Linked DNA regions of Mus musculus: all the other regions are linked to region 3. A link is a loop called in an ENCODE intact Hi-C map of the cell type or tissue named here. Cell type or tissue: heart. All regions are shown on one strand.

What was found. Hi-C counts contacts between places; a loop is a spot of excess contacts. Peaks named below come from ENCODE experiments on the same cell type or tissue, not always from the same donor. Only the 100,000 strongest peaks of a DNase experiment are listed, where the experiment ranks them.
Region 1: it touches region 3 in a loop (4-fold over the local background); 2 of 42 quality-filtered maps call a loop at or near these places.
Region 2: a loop joins it to region 3, with 2.4 times the contacts of the local background. A loop is called at or near these places in 4 of 42 quality-filtered maps.

What each region holds. Positions count from the first base shown.
Region 1 is chr12:99,683,349-99,688,348 of GRCm38, reverse strand. No RefSeq gene overlaps it. Among named protein-coding and RNA genes, the nearest start is that of Gm19951, 43 kb to the right of the region's middle. In heart, no CTCF peak of the experiment used is centred here; a DNase peak (open chromatin) is centred at 2,398; H3K27ac peaks cover 253 bases.
Region 2 is chr12:99,338,546-99,343,545 of GRCm38, reverse strand. Foxn3 (forkhead box N3) reads left to right here. Exons shown (of 6, transcript NM_183186.2): 3 at 2,012-2,124. 3300002A11Rik (RIKEN cDNA 3300002A11 gene) reads right to left here and starts at 2,515. Exons shown (of 3, transcript NR_166805.1): 1 at 2,321-2,515. RefSeq lists an enhancer at 2,275-4,926. In heart, a CTCF peak has its summit at 2,919 (motif pointing right); a DNase peak (open chromatin) is centred at 2,455; H3K27ac peaks cover 591 bases.
Region 3 is chr12:99,559,841-99,564,840 of GRCm38, reverse strand. Gm26839 (predicted gene, 26839) reads right to left here and starts at 1,000. Exons shown (of 4, transcript NR_136760.1): 1 at 885-1,000. It also overlaps a transcript of Foxn3 not described here. In heart, a CTCF peak has its summit at 2,316; DNase peaks (open chromatin) are centred at 1,170, 2,380, 3,400 and 3,890; H3K4me3 peaks cover 3,886 bases; H3K27ac peaks cover 3,862 bases.

The DNA of each region.
Region 1 (5,000 bases), 120 kb before region 3:
AAATTTAAAAATTAAAATAAAAAATATATAATATTAGCTGTGATACTCCTACATGGAATGTCAGCAGTCCATACTTATGATTAAAGATTAGAATGGAAAAAAAAAGAAGTAGTGAAGCAGAGCTATAAACCCTCAAAGCCCGCCCCTAGTGACGTAATTCCTCCACCAAGGCTGCACATCCCAGAGGTTTCATAAGCTCCCCCAAACAGCATCAACAACTGAGGAGCAAGTTTTTAAATATACGAACCATTGGGAGGCATTTCTTATTTAAACTACCATAACCACCTACATCAGTCTTTTCTTGATCCATGTGGGGAATGGCTTGGTTAAGGGTATAATTCAATGAGAGTTCTATCCTCAGCATCACCACAAAGAAACAAACAAAGTGGGTGGAAGGAATAAGGAGAATACTACACTCTTAAAAAATGTATGCTTGCTCATGCTCTACCATGGACCAGTTGAATCTACATCTACAGGTTTTGATAGTAAAAGAAAAATTCCAAAGATGCTTTTAGGGTTCAGCTGGAATTGGAAGTTGCTGGTCTAACTGGTTCCTGCCTGTCACTCTTCTCAGCATGGAAGCAATGTTTCTTCCAGGACTGTGGTTCTCAACCTTCCTAACACTGCGACCCTTTAATACACTCCTTCATGTTGTGGTGACAATCCCCTCACACCACCATAAAATTATTTTTGCTGCTACTTCATAACTGTAATTTTGCTACTGTCATGAATCATAATGTAAATATCTGATATGCAGGATATCTGATATGCAATCCCTGTGAAAGGGACCCTTCGACCCGTAAAGGGGTTGCAACATCCGGGTTGAGAACTGCTACCCTAGGCATTCACACCTCCTCCATTGCCGCAGGCCTTAGGGAGCAGACAGACCATCACTGCCCATTCACTACCCAAGTCCTGGCACACAGCACTCTCAGCTCAAACCCCTGTGATCCATCCCGGTAGACCCCGGGTGTGTGTGCTCCATGGATCTTCTGGGCCTTGCCTTCTTGTGATCTGAACGGCACTTGTTCCTGCTGATAACACCCCCTCTTCACAAGCCCCACCTTTGCCTCTGTGACCCCCACTTCCCTGGCTCCCTCCTCCTTTTCGTTGAGCCACCTCAGCCTATTTCATGGGCCCCTTCTCCTGACTTCTCCATTGCTGTCCTCCTGAGGGCTTCTTGACCACTACCCTCTTTGCAGAGGATGGCTTCCATGCCTCCTCCTCCATCTCACATGCCCATCCTGGGCTCCGAAGTTGATGATTGGACAGTTCTGTCTTGTTGCCTTAGAGGCACATCAAACAAAATGTCCCCCAATGGATGCTAATCAGCTATTGCCCCAACCCTTTATCCTGTCTCCCTTGCTTTATTGAATGGCACTAGTTACACAGTTTAAAATGTCAGGAATCATAGTCACTTCCATTTTCCTCCTCCCTCCAACAACCATTCTGTCATAGTCACACCTCTACCTCCTTTCCACCAACAGCTTACTGTCAGATGACCTCATTCAACTCCTCCGTGGGTGGAGGGGATGATCTCATGCCGTCCTCCTGGCTCAGCCGTGTCCTGTTTCAACACATGCTTTGGCCAAAGGGATTCTTTTGATACACAAATAAGACCATGTCAGTCTCCTGCTTCAAATCCTTGCACCCTTCCCCGTGGACTTCCAAATCTAAACTTAGAAAGGTCCACCGGGCAATAATAACTAGTCTTGCCTGCCTCTCCAGTTTCAGCACCTGCTACAGCCAGCAGATGCCCCATGAATCTCTCCACAAACTGCCTACCCACCACCCTGTATCCTCCCTGCCTTCCCTGACAGTCAACGGTCTGCCATTCAGAATTCAGACTTGTGCTTAGAGTTTCCTATCTCCAAGCCATCCTCCTCTTTCTCAGTGTCTGCTCCAAAGCCTAGAAAACAGCAAGTGTTGGAAGGAGTAGGGTCAATAGCAGTATGAATTTTGGAGTCAGGTATACGATTGCAAAGGAGAATTCCAATGCCTTCCGGATCTCATATACATGGGCTTTAAGCGTAGGTTTTTAACAGGAAATTGCACAGGGGCCTCCTGGCAGTTTTAAACAGGATATTCTTATTTTGCCTGTTTTCAGTGTTGTCCTGAAAGAGACCTAGTTTAAGTAGTGTTCTGTGGCTAGGAAATATTTGAAAACCAATGATCTAAATTATTCAAATAAATAGATAAGTACAATACCAACCTCCAACCCCCCTCCGAAAGGAAATCTCCAGATGTTTCCTCCTAGGCAGATTAGGGGTCCCCCTCCCCCAGCACCACGATTTCCTACCTGTCTAAATGGAGTACTCGTTTGTTATATTGGGAGTTTCACCTACTTGCTCCCCACTCCACTCACATGAGTGATTATTGTTTCTGGTGAGTAATATAGACACAGGCTGAGACATTAAGAGATGCCAAGAACCGGCATCCTGCCCCTGTCCTCCAGAGGAGACTGACTTTATGGCTGGCTTCAGCATATGATTCCGGAGATTTCTACGCAGGGGCCACTGCTCTGGAGAACAGGAAGCATATTCCCTTGAGGGAAACAAGGAAGAACAAGTCTTCTCTCCATGGCCACTGGCAGTTTACTGAGACGGTAGCCTCAGAAGACGCCTGGCCCTGCTAGTCAGTGACTGTGACGAATGTCTTCAGGTCAGCTCTTCCAACATCAAAACCAGGTCTTGGCAGGTACCCGTAGCATTTGCTTGGCTCATCTCCAAATATCCATTTAGGCCAACTTGCTCACCCACCAAGTGGTACAGTTTCCTCCTAATACATTGTGGTAATTCAGAAAACACACCACTTAAAATGAGATGCTCTTGGACGGAGGGGAGGGGCACCGGACTTTGTTTTAAGCCTGAAGTGAGTAGTTGGTATTTCAATAAATGTTGGGCCAATTCGCCTTCAAATGGAGAAGAAAAAAAAAAATCCCTACCTTTTTACATCATAGAAATGAAGATCTAAATGGGAAAAAAATTCCAAACTATTAGAATAAATGATAAGGCAACAGCTTCATGAATTTTTGCCGAGAAAGGGTTTTCTTTAAGACAGCATTAAAGAAAAGCAAACTATTAATGGGTCCGTGTCTGATTATACCTAATTAAAACCCTTAATGAATAAGATTAAGAGACACGCTGTAGCCCCAGCAAAGGTATTCACAGAATACCTAGCAGGCAGGATTATTATCAAGAAAGTAGGTAATCCCTACAGATTAGGTAGAAAAAAAAAAAAACAAACTCTTCAACACAAAGGAAAAATAGGTGATGGCTGTGAACCAAAAATGTATAGAATGTAAATATGAATACATAAACATATTCAAATATTTGACTTCAGACATAATTAGGGAATTGCGGTTAATATAATGAGGATTTTTTTCCCCAACCACGCTGGCAGAAATTTTTTAAGTTTGAAAATATCAAATGTAGGCAAGGTTGTGAGGGAGCTGCTATTTCCTTCCCCTGCTGTGGAGGGTGGAACTTGATGTAGCCATGTTTGAGAGCATTTCGGCAGCATCCCATAAATTTGAAAACCCAAATCCTAATGACGTAGCATTTTCTAGTGTGAGCATTCCCCCAGGGGTAGTCTCACACATGTGCACAGATGCATATCTATGCCTAGTTCTTATCTCAATGTGCACTATGGTGAGAAAAAAAATACTCTGGTATCTGACTTCTGTGGACGTAATGGCTGCCTGTAATAGTTTTCTAGTGCAGTTTTCTAGGGGTCACTGTAACAAGTTACAAATTTCTCACAGTCTAGAATCCTAGGCCAGCAGTTAACAGGGTGGTTTGTTTCTTCTGAGGCCTCTTGGCTTGCGGATGGCCACACCGTGCCTTCTCAGTCTTTCTCTGTGCGTGTTCTGTCCTAAGATTTCATTCTTTTACATACACCAGCTAGTTAGGGTCTATTCTGGTGACCTTTTAACGAAGAAACCTTTAAAAACCCTATCTCCAGATACTGAGGAACTAAGGCAGTGGTTTTCAACCTGTAGTTCGTGACCCCCTGGCAGACTTTCATCTCCAAAAATGTTTATATTATGATTCATAACAGTAGCAAAATTACAGTTATGAAGTAGCAACAAAAATAACTTTATAATTGAGGGGTCCCCACGACATGAGGAACTGTATTAAAAGGTCTCAGCATTAGGAACACTGAGAACCACTGCACTGGAGTTAAGACTTTAGTCTGCGAATTTCACGAAGAGACAGTTTAACTCTAACACTGTTCTTCTAGGAGCCAGTGGGCTCCATGGGAAACCTTAGCCTACATCTCAGAAAGCAAAGCCGTGCAGAATGCACGTGACACATTAAGGTTGTAACTGTGGGTCACAGCCCCGTGTGGCATCACTTCACTGAATGGGGAAAGGGGTCGGGAAGCGCTATAACGGTGAAGATTTCTCAATGCGAAGTGACCAACAATTAATTTAAAATGAACCATGTAACAAGTCTGAAGCATGGGGTGACTTCACTGTAGCTTTGAGTCCTGACACATGGTGTGTATGCACGCTTTGTATTGTGTACACCAGCCAGCTGCAAACCAGCCAACACTGTTGGAAACATCTTAGCTCCAACTTGAGACTGTCTGTGATGAGTTGTGTCAGTTATCCTGTACAAAGCTTCTTACTTTTATTGAAACATAATGTTTAAATCATGGAAAACAATGGCATTTAATACCTTTCTACCATCATACCACACATAGCATTTTTGCATAGATTTTTTGCATTTTGTTATGTTAGAATGTTTGATTTTAAAAATCACTATTTGCGATGCTGACTTGAGTTTTACTGAAAGTCATTGAGTGGATTTGTGCTTGGATAAGAACAGACTCTGCAGTAATCCTGCAATGGTAGTGAACGGAGGTCTGCCCCCTTGAGCTGTGTGTTTATGCAAAATAACATTCTCAACAGTTGACTTATAATATCAAAATATTGCTCTACCCTGAAAAATACTGAAAGTGCTCTTTGACCTGAGGTATCAGATATTCAGCCAAGA
Region 2 (5,000 bases), 220 kb after region 3:
AGTTGCTCACCCAGGAAGGCTGGTTGGGCCCTGATTGCTTTGTTGGGGGGGGGGGGTTCCAGGTGGGTGAAAGATGAAACCTGCCCTGCCTTGACAGCTATCTTTGTTTTGTTTTGTTTTGTTTTGTTTTGTTTTGTTTTGTTTTTGAGACAGGGTTTCTCTGTGTAGCCCTGGCTGTCCCCGGAACTCACTCTGTAGACCAGGCTGGCCTCAAACTCAGAAATCCACCTGCCTCCTTGACAGCCATGTTGATGAAAACAAAGGCCCCTAGTTAGGCGCCTGCTGCTGGGGCCATCTCCTGGCAGAAGTGTTTCTATTGCATCTTGGCTATGGTCTTCCCTGCAGCTTAGGACATGCTGTGCACTGGTCTCCTGGCTCAGGGCTCAACTGAGAGCCTTGGATGAAGAAGGTCAGGCCAGCCCTCCCACCTGCAGCTTGGTGGGTGCTTTGATGGCTTCTTTTACTTCAGTGTGGTAACTCACTGTCTTCCCGGCTCTGCCCACACCTTACCTTTTTAAAGTACACCATGCATCATACTCCACAGGAAGAGATAGAGGGTGTAGAACCTGCTTTACTTGGAAAGTCTGGTCAAACCCTGCAAACTATGCCAGACTTAAAAACATGTACAGGAAAGGAAATAAATGACTTTGAGATCTTTGACTGCCCAGATCATTAAACCCTACAGATATATCTTCAGCATAGATGCTCTGGGACCAGGGACCAGGTGACCGGCATGGTTCTGGGTATGGCCTTTGACCATGAATGACTTTGTAGGACTGCCCTGACCCCAGAACACTGGGAATGGTTCATTCTAGGTGTCCTGCTGCTGTTACACAGGCTTGAGAACTATTTACGAGTGCTGTGAACACACAAGGCTTGTAAGAACACTACTTGGTGACGTGATAACTGAAATGCAGACTAGGAAAATTCTTCAAAGATTTTTTTTTTTTGGAATGGCTTAGATTTAGTGGTCCTTCCATGTGATCTCCTTGTAATTTGCTGCCTCTCTGTGTTAGTTTAAAGGTTTTCATGTTTGCTTTTCTCAATGTTGGAAGACACCACCAGGCTTTGTAGAGGAGAGTGAGGGAAATTACAAAGGAAGCATGGGTGGGGTGGGACTAGGTCATTTAGCTTCTTTTCGTTCCAAATCCGTAAATATTTACTGTTGACCTTCTCAAATGGTTTGGGTACACTGACCCAGTTGAAAGCAGGGCAGGCGAGAGCAGCTGTTCCCCACCCCCACCCACTGTTAAAGCTGATCTCAGACCAATTGCCTCCAGCCAGCCCAAAAGTGGCCTTCAGGGAAAGCTGCCCCCTTCCCCCCAGGGAACAGTTTTAGCCAATTTACACTTTTAAAGTGTGACCTCTTCTAAAGATTCCTAGAGACAAGAGCAGATTGCTGTGAACTGAAGGACACCCCCCCCCCATAAAAATAAAAAATACTTTGAATTCTGGCTTAGGTTTGCTATTGTTGCCAGGTCTTTTGTTTCTGAGGGGAAGGTAATTATAAATTCCATTCCAAGCATAAATGTTCTTTTGTGAGCAAGGGGGACGGGATACCAAAAACAATGAGTGGATTACGTTTCCATTTTTGTAAGATCGTGCCAAGATAATGTGGTTTAAAACAGCTGGGGTTTTTAGAGCAGAGATGGAGCTTCGAAAGGTCTTCTCAGCGCCCATGAACGTCAGCCAAGTTAGAGACTTCTGGACGAGTCTGAATATTCCTCCAGATTCATACTGAGAAATAAGGGATTTTGGGTTGGGGGTAGTTCAGATTTGACAGTCATGTTATTGCATCAACATAATCTGGTAGCTACATGTTCATCTGACCTCATCTACTCGGGGCAAAGAGGAGCAGAGAGCATTTAATGGTGTCCTGTTGTCAGCCTGAGAAATCATTAGCAAATGAACAGGAAACTTTGGAGAATAACTACAATATAGCCCTGTATTTGCCTACCACAAAATTCTCTGTACTGTATTAATATGTTTTCATTTTAATTTTTCTTTGCAGAGTATTGGGAAAGGGTCATTGTGGTGCATCGACCCAGAGTATAGACAAAATCTAATTCAGGCTCTGAAAAAGACACCTTACCACCCACCTCCTACTCCTCAGGCTTATCAAAGGTAAGTGACTCGCACTATCGGGGGTTTTTGTTTTCTTAAAGTCTCCTGGAATTTTGTTATTTTAGCAGAGACAGTCTCTAAAACTAATTTAGTAGGCCGTATGAATGTTTTAAAAATAACTACAGACTAATGGGAAAAAGAATTAAGTCTGATGAGGAGGCACATCCATTGGCTATGCATTTCCTGGGAAGCTTACCGCTTCTGTAGCTCCGACTGAGCGGGTGTGGCTCCGGAAGGGCTCCTGGTAGGTAAATAGCGTCTTCCTGGGTAGAATCGGTTACAGAGGAAAGTGGACAGCTTTTCTATCTCTGCGGGTCACGCTTTGTTGGAATAAGAGCGGTGAGGCACACAGGTGATTCCACCTTCCCATGGCCTGCCTCTAGAGATGTGGAAAGAAGGCAGGCTCGGTTGTTGTCATCCGGTTTCCATGTCGACAGGCTCCTGAGTGATGGGTTTGTTGTGGTTACTAAGTGTTTGTCTTGAGAACCATGGCCACTTTCCCTCCTCACGTGTCTGGCTGTCATGAGACTGAGGTCATGAGTGCATTTTTACAAATATACAATGGGAGGGGTGTTAGGTAGATTGTCACAGTTTAAAAAGCATGTCAGTGCTAAGTTAGAAGAAAGGGCCTTACAGAACAAAGAGCCGGATTTCAACCTGTGGATGGAGTCTTAGCTCTTCACGGTGCTTGTCATCAGGCCCACTAAGAAAGTTTGAAAATTACTTTATTTAAGTGTACAGCTGTTTCACTTTCATTTATGTCTGTGTAGCATTTGAATGCTTGGTGACTGTGGAGGCCAGAAGAGGGCATTGCATCCCCTGGAACTGGAATTACAGGCGATTTGAGCCACTGTGTCAGTGCTAGGAATTGAACCTGGATCCTCTGGAGGAGCAGCCGGTGCTCTTAGATCACTAAACCATCTTTCCAGTCCCCTACCAAGAAGTTCTAGAAGGCATGTAGCAGCATTTCCTTTGTTAACTGGTTAAGAGAAACTGCCAGTGGAGTAGACATTTATGTTAATTGGGAATGGCCCGGTGTCAGAAGGCTGGGGAATTTTACAGTCCACTTGCAGATTTTTCTGTTCTGATGTTTATTCTGCAGGAGGGCACACAGAGTGAGCCTTCCAACGTGGCATTAATGAAGTTCTTGTGCGTTCCATCACAGACCCTAGACAATCAGTCTCCGGCAAGAGACGGGAGAAGCAGCTGGGCTCTATGAGAAGACTGCTGTATGTCTGCCTTTGCTAGGCGATTAGCGTGATGGTAGCCATAGTAACTGGAGTGTCTCCATAGTAACGCGTAGCTGAGACAGGTGCACTTGCATCACAAGGCTGTTTGTTGCCTGGCAAAAGGACAGGCCATTAGTACTTAGACATAAGCTGTTGCCTTAGAAACAAATAACCCTACATAGCAACTACAGTTGGTTCGCAAGGGTATTTTTGGGGGGCTGGGGGAAGGAAGGTTGTAGCTGCTTTTGTCTGTGTTCATAAAAATCAGTGGAAGCATACTTTATTTGAAATGACAACTCGAGGTCATATAGCTGTAGGAGGAAGAGATGGGATTTTCCAGAGCAGCCTAGCCTACATTGTAGGAATGTCCAGAAGGGGAGAGCCATATGCCTGCCTCTCTTCTTGTGATGGTAGCCATTCCTGAAATAGAAGCTGGGATTGGGGTTAGAGAGTTGCTTTTTTATGGGGTTGGTGGGGAGCCTGGCACTAATTATTGCAATACTGTCGATATTCAGTTTCCAAGCCCACCCCACTAGTTTCTCTAGTTTCTCCCTTAGAAGTATGTCACACCCGTTTGCTTCTAGCAAGTTAAAAATGTAAGTGTTATTCACTGGGTCGTGTCATTGGTTCATTTAGGCCAGTGCCTTGTTGCCAAATGTGACCCCCAGGGAAACACTGCAATTATTTAATAATTTGAAGGATTATAATAGAACTCTGGGGGTAGCAAGTAGAATACACACAGGCCAGAGGTATTGTGAGCTGGCTGTAACCTAATGACTTCTCTAGAGTCTTAGCACGGGCATGAAAATGCAGATGAACTAGGGCTTTTACAGTAAATGATTTCCAGATGACCACTTCAGATCCAGTTCTGTCCCTTGCAGTTAACCAGCTCCTTCCATATCAAGGTGCTTAGATGTCAAGTCCATCAGATCACTAGTGAGGCGATTCCAGCCCACATCTTCATGATTTGAATCCAGAGAGCACGGTGCTCTCTCCATGCCTTGGAAAGGGTTTGCTTGAGAAGCCAGCCTATGGTGTGAGAGCTCACACCGAAACTGGTGAAGAATTTCTCTGTACCAGGCCACTTGGTGATGTAATTCCAGGAGGCCGGAAGTGGAACAGCCAGCCATAAACAGATACCAAAATGCTGAGTTAACCTGATCTGGCCAGGTCTACTGTGACTCAAGGGGTCCTTGTCAGCCCCATGTGGAGCCACTGTGAAGGGCACCTGGGTAGTGTTTGGCTTCCACAGAGCTGGTGTTTGGCATGTGAGAGAAGACAGTGATTATACAAGAAGGGCAGCTAATGCTGTCCCTTGCAGGTGTGCTTGGCAGCAGCCCTGGCCTAAGCTGCAGGTGGCTGGAAGCTCTGTGAGGAAATCCAGGAGTCTGAAAACACTGCCCCAAACCTTGTTCCCATCCAAACAGAATGCTAAACATTGCAGTCTGTTGGCTTGCGCCTGTTTTCCAAGATTTTGTTAGAATGTTCCCCTACACCTGTTTTCTCTCTCTTTTTTTTGTCCTAAATACTGTTTTTAACTAAAATTCGAAGAGCCAGGTGAGTTAGCCATTGTATTAATTTACATAGGCCACCCTGACAAAGTGCCACAGCTGAGTGAGTCAGACAGCATCAGGAATTGCCTCTCAC
Region 3 (5,000 bases):
TTATAATGTTTTAAAAATCTTCTATCGCTGGAAGGGAGAGGCCACAGCACTTCTCAAAGGGACATTTCCTGCTCTCAAAATAGAAGTCAGAAGCCACGGTTTTAGTTTTCTTTTTGGTGTAAACCACAGCACAGGCGGTTGTTGCTATTAGCAGTCTGGCTGAACTGTGACCTTCTAACTTAGACTGTAGGAATCCCTGAAAGAATACTTTTCAGTTGCCAAGCCTTTCAAACAGGTTTCCCCAACTAAAGCACTGTTATCATGAATTAGGGGCTAATGGAATTGTCTTCTTAAAGGAGAACCTGCGAGATTCCAGTTAGGCCACAGTAGAGAGCCAGGAGGGTGGAAGATGGGGTGGAGGTGGGGTTGAGTATGGGTGGGATGGGGGAGGGGCTGGGAGCCATTGGTTTAGTGAACTCTTGCAAGGTAACACACTTGTTCAGAAAGAAACGTAGAATTTTTACAGTCCTTCTAATGGCGCACGAGCTGATTTGTGAATCAATCCAGGATCATAATTTACTTTTGGTTTATGGGATTTGGGAATTTTCGCATTTGTTTTAATTTGTAATTAAGTTTTCTCTACGAGGCACACCATATGCCACCATTAATTCTCTCTAGTTGATTTCTTAGGAGATACATGGGTGCATATTTTGATGTAATTTTAGAGGTCTTTTGAAAATCAGATGACTACGTGGTGAGCCATATGGGGCTTTGTTATTTAAAACACAAATTATAAAGCTAGAGAAAGCAAAATGGAAAAAAAAAAAACCAAAAAACTTCTAACGGGGACAAATTGGGGGGAAACTGGTTTCAAGCGCACAAATTGTCCACTTTTTTTCTCCCCGATATTCTGAAATCTCTGAGGATCCCGCGATGTCTCTTACCTTCTGTGAGCGCACTCTATACCACAGGTGCACGGAGCAACCCTCCCGGCCACGCTTGTGCTTTCCGCCGGGGCTGCAGATTCTAGCATCTGCCTTCTGGGAATTCGGCTGGAGCCAGCGCCTTTCTTTGCACACCCAGGCTTTGGCACTGAGCTCTGCTTTCTCCGCACCCACGGCGGCTCGGCTTTCCCGCTCGTGCTTTCCCAGGGCTCCCCCTCCCCGGCTGCCCCTCAGTACGTGCAGGCTGCAGAGCGGGCCGCGGCCCGGACGGCGAGCGCTAGGACCCAGCAGGACTCCGGGCCCGGGTGGGAGCCGAGCCGCCGACCCCGGGCAGGCGCCGGGCGCTGGAGCCGGGTGTTCCGGCCGCGGTCGGTGCAGCTCGGCTGGGAGACGGCGCGAGCCGGCGGCGGGGCCCCCCGCGAGTCCAGCGCCGCCGCAGCCCCCCAATGCGGCCGCGAGAAGCAGCTGGGGGGCAGGCGATCGAAGGTAAGGAAAATGCGGCTCTCTGGCTGCCTAGCGAGCCTCTGCCCGGGTTAGCATTGTCACCCCGAGCCTCGCTGCCCAGGCTGCCCATTTTGGGGGGCACCCTTGGCTTTTTATCTTAAGGTGTCCGCCCCCATCTGTGCTCCTAGTTTTGGATTGATTTATAGCATGCAGCCCAGAATGGGAAAGATCCAGGGATGGCGAGTTGGTTATTTTCATTAGTTTTTGTCTCAAAAGTAAGTTCATTTAAAAAAGAAAGAAAGAAAAGAAAGAAAAGTTTTTTTCTGGAATTTGTAGATAGCTGGGTTTACATTTTAATTTAAAAAATTAGCAGACAATGGATATTTATAAAAATTACCGAATAATTGATGTAATTCCGTTAATGACTTCGGAGGGAGGCGGCTCTGGAGGGTCCTCAGGCATGACTTGTATTTTCAAGGAACTAACGTGTTAAATGTGGAGTTTGGCTGGGGCAGAGTTACAGCATCGCTGTCGTAACTGTTTTGCTATCAATTATAAACAGAGTGTCTATGGGCAGTTTAAACCTCTTTTTCAAATACCGGAGCTTCATATCCCGGCGTGACATGGACAAACCAGAATGTCCATTGAAGGAAGCAGGAGTGTTTCTGTTTTTGGAGAAAAACGTTGCATTGAGGAGAAAAAAAAAAAAAAAAAAAAAAAAAAAAAAAAAAAAAAACCAGATTCCTAGCCCGGGAGACTATTTTTCATGCTTTGTTTATAGTCTGGGAATGACATTTGGGAAAGGGGAACGCGGTCTTTCTTGGGAGCTTTTAATCGTGGGGGTTATTAATTTATTTAATTTATTAGTTTCAATTGGTTGGGCTCCGGGAGCCTTCCGTCACCAGGTTATGCTAGCGTTGGGACACAGGATTGCGAAGGCGAAACTGCCAGCCCGGAAAGGACTGGACCGGGCTGGTGGAAGCTCCCCGTGGCGCTGTTGTAGGCTGGGTGCTACCGGCTCATTGAGGAAAATGGGGATGGCTCTCGGAGCTGAGGAAGACATCAGTATTTCCCTTTTGTTCCCTGTTTTTTCCATTGATCTCCAGCTCTGCCTTAGCCAGGGGGAGCAGCTCTGAGGGTGCAGAGAGCCCTGAAGACTGCACGAATGTCTGGAGCCCGCTCTAACTCTCACACTGATTGGTCAGTCTGATGGGGACTTAGGAAAACAGTCACCCGAAACCGTCTTTTAAAACCTCGTCTTAATTTCAGATCTGCCGGCTTGTACATGGGTTCCTGCCTGGTTTCTCTTTTGATCTGGGTGCATCTGGCTCGCTCTGGGTGTCTTTATCTTTAATTTTGTGTTGTTGTTTCTATCCAGATAAAGTAGGCCATTTTGGTGACAAATTTCTCTGCAGATGTCAGCTTCTAGCTCGCACTGATAGATGTGGGGCTTCACAGTGATTTCTCTCCATAAGTTGTAGGATGCAAAGTTGCTCAACTTGGAATTAATTTTTCCTAATTTTTTTTTCATCTGAGCATTTAAATAGCTACACCAACAGATGGAAGCTTAACTGTATCATTACTTTGATAATTTAAGTGCCTTGTGAATTAGTATGTTTCTCGCGCTAAATCTAAGTCTTTAGACAGTGGAAGGGAAAACAGACAATGAAAGGCAAGCAATCCCGATCAGCTTGCAGACTATTGCAAGAAATTGTGGCGTCTGCTTTGAGCAGAATACAATTCACATCCAAGAAGGGGCGGGGGTGGGGGGGTCTTTTACCACAGAAGGCAGAATTAGAGATAGGGGATGAAGCGGGATCTCTATAAGACAGCCTGCAGCCTCTCTGGACATCTTCATTTGAGCCTTAAAGTGCCTCATTAAAGAAGCTGGGTCCCAGAAGTTGTTAACCGTATAAACACTTTTCTGATTGGTTTAAATATTTAGACACAGGAAGTAGATGGTATCTAGTAACCCAGGAATGGAGACATGGTTGTCATAGAAACTGAGAAGTGTAACCCCACCCCACCCCCACCACACATGCATTCACTACCATGACCACCACTTAGGGGGGAAAAAAAAAGCCCTGCATGTCATCACAGATGCTTGGAGAACTTGCTGGCTTCTGTTAGCTTTCCCACAACATCTGTTGAAACCTGAGACCATGCCTGTCAAACCAAGGTCATTTTACAACAACAACCAAAAAACAGAGCCCTCTGGATTTCATAACTGTATTTTTATTGAAAATAGTTCAGGGAAGAGCCTGAAAGCCAGTGTGAGCGTTCATGCTTACTTAGCATTTTGGATCCTCTGAGTTAAGCAAGAGGAAGGCTGCAAAGAGTACATTTGAGCCATTAATTGTAGAACTATGTGTCTGCTTCTAGAGGTGTGTCTCTCCTGTTAGAACAAAAGTCCTTTTTTACAGACTTAGAGACCAGAATGCAGCCAGCGGAGGCAGGGTCATTTGGCAAAGGCGTTATGAAGTGTTTCCGGGCTTGCAAGCCGGTTCCAGGTGGAGTTGAGGTGTTTGATCATGAAGGTCTCTGGGGGGTTGGACAGGTTCCCTTGGGCTATGCCTGGTGCTCAGGGGAGCAAAGGGCAGGGTGTTCTTGGTGGCTGAGCAGGGGGAGGAGGTGCTCCTAAGTGGAGCGAGGACCATTTCCAGACTGCAAATATGACTGCCCAGTTGATTAGATGCATTTCCTCTCCCGTGAATGGAGAGCGGTGCTTTCCCGTTTTTGTTTTTGGTTTTTTTATTGAGGCTATTTTGGGTGGGTGGGGCGGTCCTCCAGGCCGTTAGCACACATATCAGCTATATCTTATTCATGGTGAGGAATACCAAGGAGAAAAGTTTAGTCACCTCCTCCAGCGCCCCCTTTTCACTCATTTTGCTAAGCAGAGAATAACCAAACATACCTCTCCTAAATTTTGACTTTGAGGTGCTTCAGTAAAACTTGTCGATATAACAATCAACACAGTGGCTAGAATTTGACCTGTTGTATCCATGACAATCTTTAAATGGTAAGGTGGTTTTTTTTTTTTTTAGTATTTATTATTATTAATTATGCTTAGGTGTATGTATCTGCATGTGGGTGTGGACACATACCAGAAGTCCTTGGAGCTGAAGTTCCGGACTGTTGTGAGCCCTCTCGTGTAGGTGCTGGGATCCGAACACAGGCCCTCTGGAAGAGACCTCTTAACTACTGAGCCATCTCTCCAGCACCCCTTTTAAAATATTTATTTATTTATTTATTTAAGGCAGGATTCCTCTGTGTAGCCCTGGCTGTCCTGGAACTCACTCTGTAGAGCAGGCTGGCCTCAAACTCACAGAGATCCACCTGCCTCTGTCTTCTAAATGCTGAGATTAAAGGTGTACACCACCCCCACCCTGCCAGACTCCTTAATTTCAAGGTCTTTATATTTGTGTTTCAAATAACTTCTCTCCATATGTGGTATATTTAGCACTGCACTGGACCCTTTTCTTAAAAAGGTTTTAAATTTTATTTAAATTGCAGTTTGGTACTTCTAAAAGAATATCACATCTCCCTTGTTTTTCTCAACTGATTGCCTCAAGGAGTGGGGGGAGAGATGAAAGAGTTCCTAAATATGTCTTAATGCTTATTTAATATCCTATATTGATGGTGTAGCAAATAGCTTAGAGCCATGTAGTGTCC